Regions from separate parts of the Homo sapiens genome. Here all the other regions are linked to region 2. Evidence: chromatin contacts called from ENCODE Hi-C or POLR2A ChIA-PET data. All regions are on one chromosome and are shown on one strand. Each heading gives the region's core, a stretch centred on a gene start or an enhancer-like site at or near the end of the contact. The rest is flanking DNA. Distances are from core to core; before and after follow the strand shown. Region 1 overlaps PDE7B (phosphodiesterase 7B). Region 2 overlaps PDE7B (phosphodiesterase 7B). Region 3 has its middle 24 kb from the start of MTFR2.

Region 1 (3,654 bases), core at 782-3,281, 130 kb after region 2:
TACATCAGAACAATTAAATTGTTTCCAATTTTTTAGGTCATAAGGAGCATTGTGATGAATGTATTTTTACATGTTTTTTAGGTTAGGAAATTTTTCTGGAATAAGAATTATTGAATGAAAGAATAATAACTTTAGTTTTTTTCTAAATACTTTCTGTAAAACACAGGTCTAGAAAATTTATTCAAATTTTGGCCGGAATTGAATGAGATTGCCTGTGCACCTTCCTATCACTAATTGTTTTTACATTTAAAAAAATTTGTCAACTTGATAAGCAAGAATGTATTTATTATTGCTTTCATTAGATTTCTTAGATTACTAGTGAAGTTTAATATATGTTTGTGTCCATCATTTCTCTGAATTTCTTTTACTGTGTACTGCTAACCATCTCAGTTGTTATTTTTCTACTCTTGGTAACAACTGGTTGGTAATAGTAATTGTTTCATACAGTTTCTTTGATTATAAAGGATATTAATTCATTGTCATATTTTACAAGTATATTATCAAGTTTGTCACTTGTGTTTTAATTTTATAAAATTTCCATGTATAATTTCTACATTTTTATGTTGTCAAGTTTGACATTTGCTCTCTCATTCATGACTTTTATACCTTGAAACTCCTTCTGTGTGGTAAGACCACTATATGTGTTCATTTCTTTCTATTTTATATTGTTCTTAATACAAACAGCTATTCATCTACTTTTTTATGTTTTATCTGAGATTGGTATAACCTACTTTTTTCTAAAAAGTCAGTTCTGCCTATACCATTTTTTGAATGACCCATCAGTTTCCCATTGTTTATGAAGCTTTACTAATCATATACTAAACATTTCATATATAATACAAATCACTTAGTGTCAATTTTACATATTTTTAATATTCTATGAAATGTGATATTTATACAAAGATCTCTATATACCTTACAGATTAATTTTAGTTATCAGATATTTTTACAAAGTAATACTGCGTCTGTGTAATAGCTCTAAGGCAAGTCATGCATCTTCTTGGTGTCTCCATGCCTAGTGCAGAGTTTGCCACACAGTAGGCACTCAGTATATAGCTACGGAATTGTATGAGCCTTTTTCAAGAGAAATATTCTATTTTGTGTGACAAAAGAAGGGACATAAAGTAGACTACATAGATCGTGTTGGCTACTTCAGCTTCTTTCTCTTCTTCTTCTTTTTAAATAAACACTAATAAAACAGGATTGATATCTCTTGAAAGTTCTAGTGAAGCAGGGAGGTTTTCCAGAAGGTGGTTGGATCCCTTTATTAAAAGCATCTGTGCCACGGCCACTGGCAGAAGCCCAAACATCCTGAAGTGGACGGCTCTGGGAAATCAGAAAGATAGAACACAGCCAAATTCTAAGATGGAACAAATCGTAAAGTCATACTGCATCTTAATTTGATGACCCACAGGAAAGGTTTTTCTGCCTCATCAAGTCTATAAAGCAAGGTATTTATGGTTTTCTTGAGCACTTAATAGGTAACAAGAGTAATGTATAATGATGCTATTACACTGACTTAACATAGACTGTTTCTTAAGGTATGTTGTTAATTTTACTACTTTGATTTTCTCCATGTGTGATTGATTTTGCATTCATTGTTTCATAATATATATCCAGCCTCAGTAAAGCATTCCAAAAGCAGAAGCAAGCAAGCACTTAGGGAATATTCACATTAAAGAAGTCTTGTAACTCAAAAGATGAAAAATGCCATGTATCTCCTCTCCAATATGGTAATTAACAGCTGAAAGTCAACTCTGGATCATCTGTATAGTGGGGCAGTAAAGGGCATATAAAATCATAAATAAACCCAGACTGGTTTTTGTTTTGGAATGGCTCCTGTACTTCCATATGAATAAGAGAGTGACTCACCCCCTTGGGAATTCACAGTACATCAAACCAAATTAGGAAGCCAGGCAGCTGTGACCTGGTTTTGTAAGGGCCAAGAAAACTACAGAGTTTCACTACTGAACCTAGTAACTCAAAATGATTCCCTGGTTCCCATGCCATTTGATACATGGGTGTACCTTACTGACTCATATAAAATGCCACTCTGGGCTTGTGTTTTCTCTTACCTTACCCAGAGTTGTATGTGAGGAAATAAAGGCTTGAGAGATCTTGAGGTGGCAGTTTACAGGAGGGTAAAAGGAAACAGGAGTTAGAATAAACAATGTTAGTAAAAACTTGGATGCAAGATTGACCTTATGCAATCTCTAAGGTAAATCCCCAAGATTTATTTCATATAACTACAGTAAAAATAACCCTCATGAATTGAGTTCTAATACTAATGCTCATTTCAGGTACATTGAATTGAATGAGGGAGAGAGTTCTAAACTGCTTGTTCTCAGTCTACTCCAGTAAGTTTTATTTTTCATTGTTTTGGGGATGCTTTTGGGAAGGATAGGAGGTTGGGATGAAAGTATAAGGGGTATTTTTTTATAGTAGAAAGGGATGTGGAGAACAGGGTAGAAAGAGACTCTGATTGTATTAATTTAGGATCTGATAATATTCGTCCAAATTTGATACACTCACAACCTACCCAATAGCTATGACTTTTTGGTACCTGGTTTAATTTTCTGTGAAGGTATTAGAATAAAAATTAGGAGATATATTCTATTTATTTATTTTCATTGGCAAATCAGCCTTGTTTCTTAAAGAAAATGGAAACCTGTTTTTATAAAGAATTACTGAAGTAGTTTTCCTTGAAAAAAAAATCTTCAGAATGTCCAGATGATGGATATATTATGCTATGAAAATTTTAATATAGGGGAACATCTCATAATGGAAACAGCTTAATAAGCAGGGAATTTCCATGCACTGATTTCTGTAGAAACTCTAGTATTATTTTTATTCCTTGTTTGGTTACAAGCAATGTTCTCTTGGCTTTTGTTCAGGGTAAAGCTTACAAAACTGCCTGTTGGGTTCTTTCATCGTTATTGTTGCCACTGGAAGGGCTTTTACCACCACTTTTGAACTCTACAGCCTCCTGAATATATCTGTCCATCTAAGAAAAGGATTAAATTCAAGATAACCCTTGTCATCTGCATGCTGCCACATGGTTAGGATGAAGACTGACACACGAGACAAGTGATGGTAAGTTGGAAATAGCCTGTTATCCAAGAAACGACAGTTATTTTCTTATTTTATACTCAAAGAAGTGTGGCACTAAACCAAAATATTGTCGTCTACACTCACTGACTTTAATAGGCGATCCTCCTCGGGGCCTGACCACCCCCAAGCTCTTTCTGTCTTACCCTCTATTATTCTTTTAACAAAGCTTGAAAATTTATAAGGAACTTTGCTGGCACCTCCCAAGAGAAAAAGAATTCACCAGTGGCCACTACCAGCACCACATTGTTTATCAGAACATAAAGTTCGGTTGAAATCCCGCAGTGACGTCATCCCCCAGCACTTACTGATGAAGCTAGGGACAATTCCAAGACATTTTCAATGGGATTGGATACTCTGCGCAGGAAATGGTCAACCAGCTTGTACTTCAAAGACTTTTCCTCTACTTAGGTTGTGCTTAGCTCTTAAAAGACGTGGAAAGGAACCTAAATCACAGACTCAGGCTAAGTTGATTCTTAAAAAGATTCCAAGAGAACTTCATATGCTGTGGTTATTTTTCTGTGGGTTGATAACTTGATGTAATTA
Region 2 (3,779 bases), core at 22-2,521:
AGACCAAAGGCAAATACAAAAACACTTCTGCTATCTAAAAGGAAGCATTGCTTCTTAATTTTTCTCTTTCCATTTTAAAGACTATAATGGCAGGTATGCCCATGATGGGATTAGCAGCATGTGTTCGGCATGCTGTGGGTGGGGGGGGGCTGTACCCTAACTTTATACACCCACAAGAACTGAGCTCTGGGTGGAGACTTGCACTTTTCCCACATGGCTGCACTCTTCCATGGGGAGCCAATGGGATGGGCCCCAGTTGGAACTCCTCAGTTCTTTATGGAACTGTCTTTCACTACAAGAGCCTGCAAAACTCTCCCCAGCTGGTTCACCTCTTCCCATTTACTTCAACTCTTCAGGAGGACATTCTCCAGTACCAGACTGACAGTCCTCATCAAAAACTGCTCCACATACCCGAAGCCAGGAAAAATATCTTTCTTCCCAGCAAATCTTCCTGGAGATAATGAATGTAGTAATCATTTTTGCTTCCCCTTTGCCCTGTCTGCTAGGAAGTTCTGATCCCAGTTTTGCTCAACTGCTTTGCGTAACTCTTCTCTTTCCTCCTACTTTTTATATATGGCTTTATCTCTCATCCTGACAGAATGGTTTTATGTGCTTGTGTACTTACATTTTATTGTAAGCTTCATATAAGCTTACAAGTCTTTTTGGAAATAGGTAGATATTGTGCAAAGAAGTTTTTATCCTCAGCCTTTTTTTTTTTTACTTTAAATGTACATGTAATGTAATATCTATTTAAATCTTTATTTAAACTCCTACTTCATCCCTCTGAACAGCCCATACATGTGCCTCTGCTTATTATATAATGGTCAAGTTCCATGGTCCTGGTTCTGAAGTTAGGAAAATGTCTCGAAGGGGAGTGTATTCCTCATTATCATTTATATCTAACCAGCCCGTAAGTATATTGTTGTGGTGGGCAATGGAGGTGGTGGTAGCGAACGAAAGGTGGAAATAATGAAGAATGAAGGAGTTACTAAATACTTTGGATATGGTAAGAAATCTTTTAGCATATTATCAAAGACATTACATGGCCGTAGATGAGTTGCCCAGACTGGAAAAGTTAAACTTCAGGAAGCAAACTCCCTTTGAGATGAACCAGGCTTGGTTTTCCTTTGTTTTATTAACACTCGGCCCCATCCAGGGTTTACAATGCATCCAGCAAGCTGAATTGGTTACGGGACCAATTTAGAAGCTCTGTGTAATGTCTTTGAACACCTTAATGTTGACATAAAATCCATAATTCACAATTTCAGGATATGCTTCTTGCAGGGAAGAGAGGAGAGCCTCCTCGCAGGGGCTAAACAATGCGAGAGTTCAAAAGGGTTGAAGATGCACTGTGGGTATTTGGACTGGCACTCAAGAACTCGCGGATGCTCGCGATTGCTTATCTGACTTATCTAAACTGCTGACGTCAAAAGAATTAGGCTAGAAATCTTATGATTACAGCTTTTCTTGTGATCTTTTCTGGTATTTCCTGTTTCCTGTGAGGCCAAATATACTTCGAGAGAGGGTTATTTTATGGCATTTCACTGTTTCTGCCTCAGCTAGATCTAAAGGTACAGAGAGCATGGAGTAAAAATAATTAAGAATAACATCAGAAATCTCTGCCCGCCCCCACTCCCCTCACTCACTGTCATTTCTTTATAAGAAACAAAAAAAATTTCTGCAATGGTTCAGAGTAGGATCTTATTTTTAATGGAACAAGGTCTATTGCTGATTTAAAAGAAGAAGCCACTTCAATTGTATTTCTAACTATTGACTTATTTGGGTAGTCATAAACAGACAGGCTCTGAACGGCATTAGCAGGCAGCCTGGGAAGCGTCTGAGAGGAGGAGGAAGAGGAGGAGGAGGAGGAGAAAGTTTCAGAGGATAAAGGAGGAAAAATGGTCATCAAAGATTACACTGTTCCTTCGGGGCTACAAACACCTTATAGAAGCAGGAAAGAAAAACAAATGGTGGGAGTTAGGCCTGTCCAGTTTATAAAATCTTGCCTAAATGTAGCTAAATCTTCAACTTGCTTTCTGAGTACAGGCCCTGAATCATGGTCACCACTACTTTTGCAAAGAGAGCCTGAGGAACTGAAAGGCTGATCCTCAGTAGCTTATGGGCACATGTACCACAGACCCAAGCCACAATAGCCACTTACACTGGCCCTGCTTGAAATTCTACCTCCAGGCAACAATGCAGAAGGCAGCAGAACTCCTGAAAAGGACCACAGTAACATTTTATTTATAATGGTTAAGCAACTACCAGCTACCACCTCTATCTATCTCTCTTACATATAACTTTGTTAATTCACAATCCTGGTGAAATTCTCACCTTTGGCATTTTTTTTTTTTAATTTTCTGGTGAACGTCTATCTCTTTAGTACATTGCAGGCAATGTAGATGGGAAAATTCACAGAGAGGGCTTGGGACTCTCCTAGACAATTTCTAATCTAAGTTTGGAAACAAGAAAAATGTGTGTATACATATCACATGTAGGTTTACATGTAAACATCTAACTCTTGCTCATGGAAAGATGGACACTACACACTTATATAGTGCCATCACGCATCACGGAGACGTTAAGTATTTGGGAGTGAAAAGGACAGAAAATTGGATTTAGAGAGATTATCATGTTAGAGAAGCCTCGGCTGGAGTTGAGCGGCTTCAGGGTTAGACCATGACCAGCAGCGTGGCTGAGTCAATGGCATGGCTGGATGTCAAGGGACCTCGAGTTGGCCCTTGTGCAGTCAATAACTAGCTCTGTGCCCCACATATGTTGTGTAACTTCTGTGGAGTCTCAGCTTTCTCACCATAAAAAAAAATGCAGTGATTTAACTAGATCCTCTCAAAGACCCATTTTCATTAAAAAATTCAAGTGAAAGTACCCTTTACTGTTCCATTTAAAGATTTTCAATGGTTCTACAAGAGTTAAGATTTCTTGTCCATATGCAGTCTCGTCCCACTAATGTCTTTTTCTGTTTCCCACTCTTCTTCACTCCTAATGCTGTGCCAAGCCAATTTGACTAATCTCCATTCTCAATCATTTCCTGTGCTTCTTTGCCTTGTACCTATGTTCACGTTTATTCCCTCACCAAATTTCTCACATCTTGTTGAGATCTTAACCATCCTAAAGTCATAGCTGTAATGATCAGTCCATCACAGAACCTTCCTGGGTCAACCAACAAAGAGTCAGTTAATGCCCAATCCTCATGGAGTACTGATCACACTTGGTTTGTTTTTGAGGATGTAACTTTAACACACTACATTATAAGATACATAAAAAACCATATTTTTCTTATATGTTTTCTCATCCATCCAGTGGCATCTAGTGTGGGAAGAACTGTTTGCTTAGAAAAACATGGAGGGCCAGTGTGGTGGCTCACAACTGTAATCCCAGCACTTTGGGAGGCAGAGGCAGGAGGATCCCCTGAGGCCAGGAACTCAAGACCAGCCTGGGCAACGTAGCAAGACCATGTCTCTACAAAAATAAAAAAATTAGCTGGGTGTGGTGGTGTGCATCCATAGTCCCAGCTACTTGGGAGGCAGAGGAGGAAGGATTGCTTGAGCCTAGGAGTTCAAGGCTGCAGTGAGCTGTGATTGAGCCACTGCACTCCAGCCTGGGTGACAGAGCAAGACCTCATTTCAAAAACAAACAAACAAACAAAACAGGCAATCTAAGTACTGGAAGAAATGTGAGTTGGCGATGTAAGAAGGATAGACTGTTCTGAGACTATGGCGACAACCTGTGTTCTGCATTTGGGGAAGAGATGAACATGA
Region 3 (3,519 bases), core at 928-3,427, 170 kb before region 2:
CAAGGTGCTGGCAGATTTGGTGTCTGGGGGTGGGCCTGCTTCCTGGTTCATAGAAGGCCTAGCCATCTTCTTGCTGTGTCTTCACGTAGCTGAAGGGGTGAGAGAGCTCTCTGGGGTTTTTTACAAGGGCACTAATCGCAATCACGAGGACTCCGCCCTCTTGACCTAATCATCTCCCAAAAGCCTCACCTCCTAAATACGATCACCTTGGGAGTTAGGATTTCAACGTGTGAATTTTGGGGGAACAGAAACGTTCCATCCATTGGAATTAGGTTTGGGGAGAAACAGCCATTTACACGGAGGATAATTTAGGTGGTAGCAATCGGGAAACAGCATTTTAAACAGGTTTTGCCAGATATAAAGCACACTCTCTTCTCAGATTGGAGAGGCTAAGTATACAATGGATTTATTTTAAATTGATCCTCTTCCCCTCAAAAAAACCAACCAACCAAACAAAAACAAACAAAAAACCCCACAAAACCCGAACAGGTCAAGAAGAGTGACGTGTGAGATTTTATATCAGAAAAGGGCTGTTGATTTGGTTTCTCTGGCAAGCAGGCTCTGAGTAGAGATGAATGTGCAGGACATCTCTCTGGGCGTGTCCTCAGGATAATACTCAGGTGAGGGGGCAGCTGGGCTGTGATGCAATCTCAGCAGGGCCTCAGCAGAACCCCAGGGGCTCTGGAGTGGTCCCCCATCACTCTGGGAGTGCTGAGTCTCTACACTTTCTCGTTGACTAAGTACTGGGGGGCTTGACCTTGAACAAAGCAACCTTCTTGAGCTGAGGGCAGTTTTCAGAGAGGGTTGTCAGAGGACAACCTCTGTTGAGGACAGAACATGGTGGTGCATCACAGTCCACTACAGGGGACGCGGATTCTAAAATTGTGGCAGAGCCGGACATAATAGCTTTGCCTTAAGTTCCAGAGCCTGTCTTGCATTGCAGTTAGCTTGAGTAGTACAAATTGTCCGGAATTTCCAGTACCTACTGCCTTGTTATCCTTTGACCAGACTAGTTCTTATATTTACCTTGTGGGAAATGCTTGCTTTTAAAAAATTGATGGTGGGGTTGGGTAGGAAAGCCTTCCTGTCTCTAAAGATCTATTCCTGTCAGCTCCCGAAGTGTCTGTGCCTGTGGCCTTGCTCGTGGGTCATTCCACGGTGACTTCTGCAGCTGCATGGGGAAAACTAGGGCTGGGAAAACTATGGCTGGTTGATCACAGCTTTGCCCTTTCCTCTTCCTGGAAATTCCTGTGTTTACAAGGACTCAGAGCATGAAGCAGTGATCGCATCATGGAAATGCATCGGGAGAACTGAGTTATCACTTCTCTGGGCCTCAAACTCCTCAACTGTAAAATGAGGAGGCCAAACGGAATGTGCTCCAAAGTCCAATGTACAACACTAACATTCTATGATTTACTTCTTCCAGTGAAAAAAGACACAATCACAGCTCAGCTGGGTTGCAGTTTCAGTTTTCTGCACTCTGTGTCCAATTTGGACACAGTGGGGAAGTGGTCTGTAGGTCCCAGAGAACTTCTGTTCCACTGTATTTAAGAATAAGCTGTAATTGACCTTTTAGGTGATAAAGCTCTCACTTTGGTTTTTTGTTTTTTGTTTGTTTTTGAGAAGGAGTAGTAGTTCTGTTCCTAGTGCTTGCCATGGAGGTATATCAGCACTATGCAATGCAGGCTATTGTTATCTTCATTCTACAGATGAGGAGCTAGGCATAGAGAGAGACTATCTCCACCCCAGTAGATAACCCAGGTTCTCACAGCTGATTAAGTGGCAGAGCTGGAATTTTCATTTTTTATTTTTCCCCTGAACCTGAGCCATTCTTCTGCCTCAACCTTCCAAGAAGCTGGGACTACAGGTGCGTGCCACTGTGCTGGGCTTTAAGAGCTGGGATTTGAACCCAAGCAGATGGGTTTTCCAACCCATGTTTTAAGCTCCTAGTCAACAGTTCTCATCTTATACATTTGTTTATCTATTTATTTTAGATTTTGCTGTGTCCTAGAAAGAATTTAAGGCAGTTTACAAGGATATGTATAGCACGGCAAAATAATGGAACAGGAAACTGAAAGAGGAAAAAGCCGTCAGGCTGCAGTTCTCCATATTTACCACGAGAGGACAGTATAACACCGAGAGCGCCCAGGCTGGTGGCCCCCTGCTAACCTGTTACTACGTTCAGATGAAATTATAGAAATTACGGAAAAAGCGAGGTTAGATTTAGTATTAATTGCAAAAGTAGCTTACATTTAAGGACACTAAGGAATTATAATACAGCTATATCCTTGTCAGGCCTGAGATTATTCACGTCATCAGGCCGATTCAACTGTTTTCCCAGCAAATAACATATTTTGTGAAATTCAATGATGAAAGCCAGGGATAGTATTGCTTAATTGTTAAATTTCAACACTGCAGTGGGATTCTCACAGGTTCTTTAGGTTAAGTACAACTATCGATTTCACTGCTACAAAACAGCCCAAGGCTTATTTTGAAAGACATGATTATAGTTTCTGCTTTTATAACTGGTAAAGATTGGTAAATTAGAGTGGTGGAATGTTTATTAGGTATATCATAACTAATACATGCAAATAAGGGCTTCCAAAGATATTATATTCGTTTAAAAGATCGTTTAAAATACTCGTTAAAAGACAAATGCCAAGGCAAATTATGCCAGGATGGCGCTTTGCAGACCAGAAGGTGAGTACTGCTTCTCGAGCATGGGAGACCACATTTGAAGTGGGATGAAGTGGTGGTGGTGTCTGCTGGATCCCCAAGTGTCGTGGGGGGGGACCTGGTGAGAGGTAATTGAGTCATGGGGGTGGGGTTTTCCCGTGCTGTTCTTGTGACAGTGAGTAAGTCTCATGTGATCTGCTGGTTTTATAAAGGGCAGTTTCCCTGCACCTACTCTCTTGCCTGCCACCATATAAGACATGCCTTTGCTCCTCCTTTGGCTTCCACCATGATTGTGAGGCCTCCCCAGCCATGTGGAACTGTGAGTCCATTAAACCTCTTCTTTTTTAAAATTTAATCTAATTTTATTTATTTATTTATCTATTTTATTTTACTTTAAGTTCCGGGATATATGTGCAGAAAGTGCAGGTTTGTCACATAGGTATACGTGTGCCATGGTGGTTTGCTGCACCTATGGACCCATCCTTTAAGTTCCCTCTTCTTTTTCCCCATCCCGCAACGGGCCCTGGTGTGTGTTGTTCTCCTACCTGTGTCCATGTGCTCTCATTGCTCAATTCCCAGTTACGAGTGAGAATATGTGGTGTTTGGATTTCTGTTCCTGTGTTAGTTTGCTGAGGATGATGACTTCTAGCTTCTTCCAAGCTCCTGCAAATGACATGATCTTATTCCTTTTTATGGCTGCATAGTATTCCATCGTGTATATGGACCACATTTTCTTTATTCAGTCCATCATTGATGGGCATTTGGGTTGGTTCCATGACTTTGCTATTGTAAATAGTGCTGCAATAAACATACATGTGCATGTGTTTTCATAGTAGAATGATT

Evidence for each region. Hi-C counts contacts between places; a loop is a spot of excess contacts on that map. ChIA-PET counts read pairs that join two places held with the same protein, here RNA polymerase II (POLR2A). Pooled maps may share reads with other maps.
Region 1: a loop to region 2 is called in a map of endothelial cell of umbilical vein, with 2.4 times the contacts of the local background. The contact joins two enhancer-like sites. A Hi-C loop is called at or near these places in 1 of 168 maps with a recorded cell type or tissue (endothelial cell of umbilical vein) and 1 of 50 pooled maps. POLR2A ChIA-PET finds 5 or more read pairs at or near these places in 1 of 52 experiments (MCF 10A).
Region 3: a pooled map shows a loop between it and region 2 (2.2-fold over the local background). The contact joins two enhancer-like sites. A Hi-C loop is called at or near these places in 3 of 168 maps with a recorded cell type or tissue (Calu3, GM12878 and prostate gland) and 1 of 50 pooled maps. POLR2A ChIA-PET finds 5 or more read pairs at or near these places in 3 of 52 experiments (OCI-LY7, activated CD4-positive, alpha-beta T cell and activated T-cell).

Annotation. Positions count from the first base shown.
Region 1 is chr6:135,920,633-135,924,286 of GRCh38, reverse strand. The region is part of intron 1 of PDE7B (phosphodiesterase 7B); the gene reads right to left. Among named protein-coding and RNA genes, the nearest start is that of PDE7B, 71 kb to the right of the region's middle. Within about 2 kb of position 2,031, at least 11 of the 41 ENCODE cell types and tissues checked have a DNase peak (open chromatin) inside an H3K27ac peak, as active enhancers do; they include endothelial cell of umbilical vein, where a contact is called at or near this core.
Region 2 is chr6:136,048,988-136,052,766 of GRCh38, reverse strand. All of the region lies in intron 2 of PDE7B (phosphodiesterase 7B), which reads right to left. The region is part of intron 3 of PDE7B-AS1 (PDE7B antisense RNA 1); the gene reads left to right. Among named protein-coding and RNA genes, the nearest start is that of PDE7B-AS1, 22 kb to the left of the region's middle. Within about 2 kb of position 1,271, at least 4 of the 41 ENCODE cell types and tissues checked have a DNase peak (open chromatin) inside an H3K27ac peak, as active enhancers do; they include endothelial cell of umbilical vein, where a contact is called at or near this core.
Region 3 is chr6:136,225,014-136,228,532 of GRCh38, reverse strand. No RefSeq gene overlaps it. Among named protein-coding and RNA genes, the nearest start is that of MTFR2, 24 kb to the left of the region's middle. Within about 2 kb of position 2,177, at least 4 of the 41 ENCODE cell types and tissues checked have a DNase peak (open chromatin) inside an H3K27ac peak, as active enhancers do.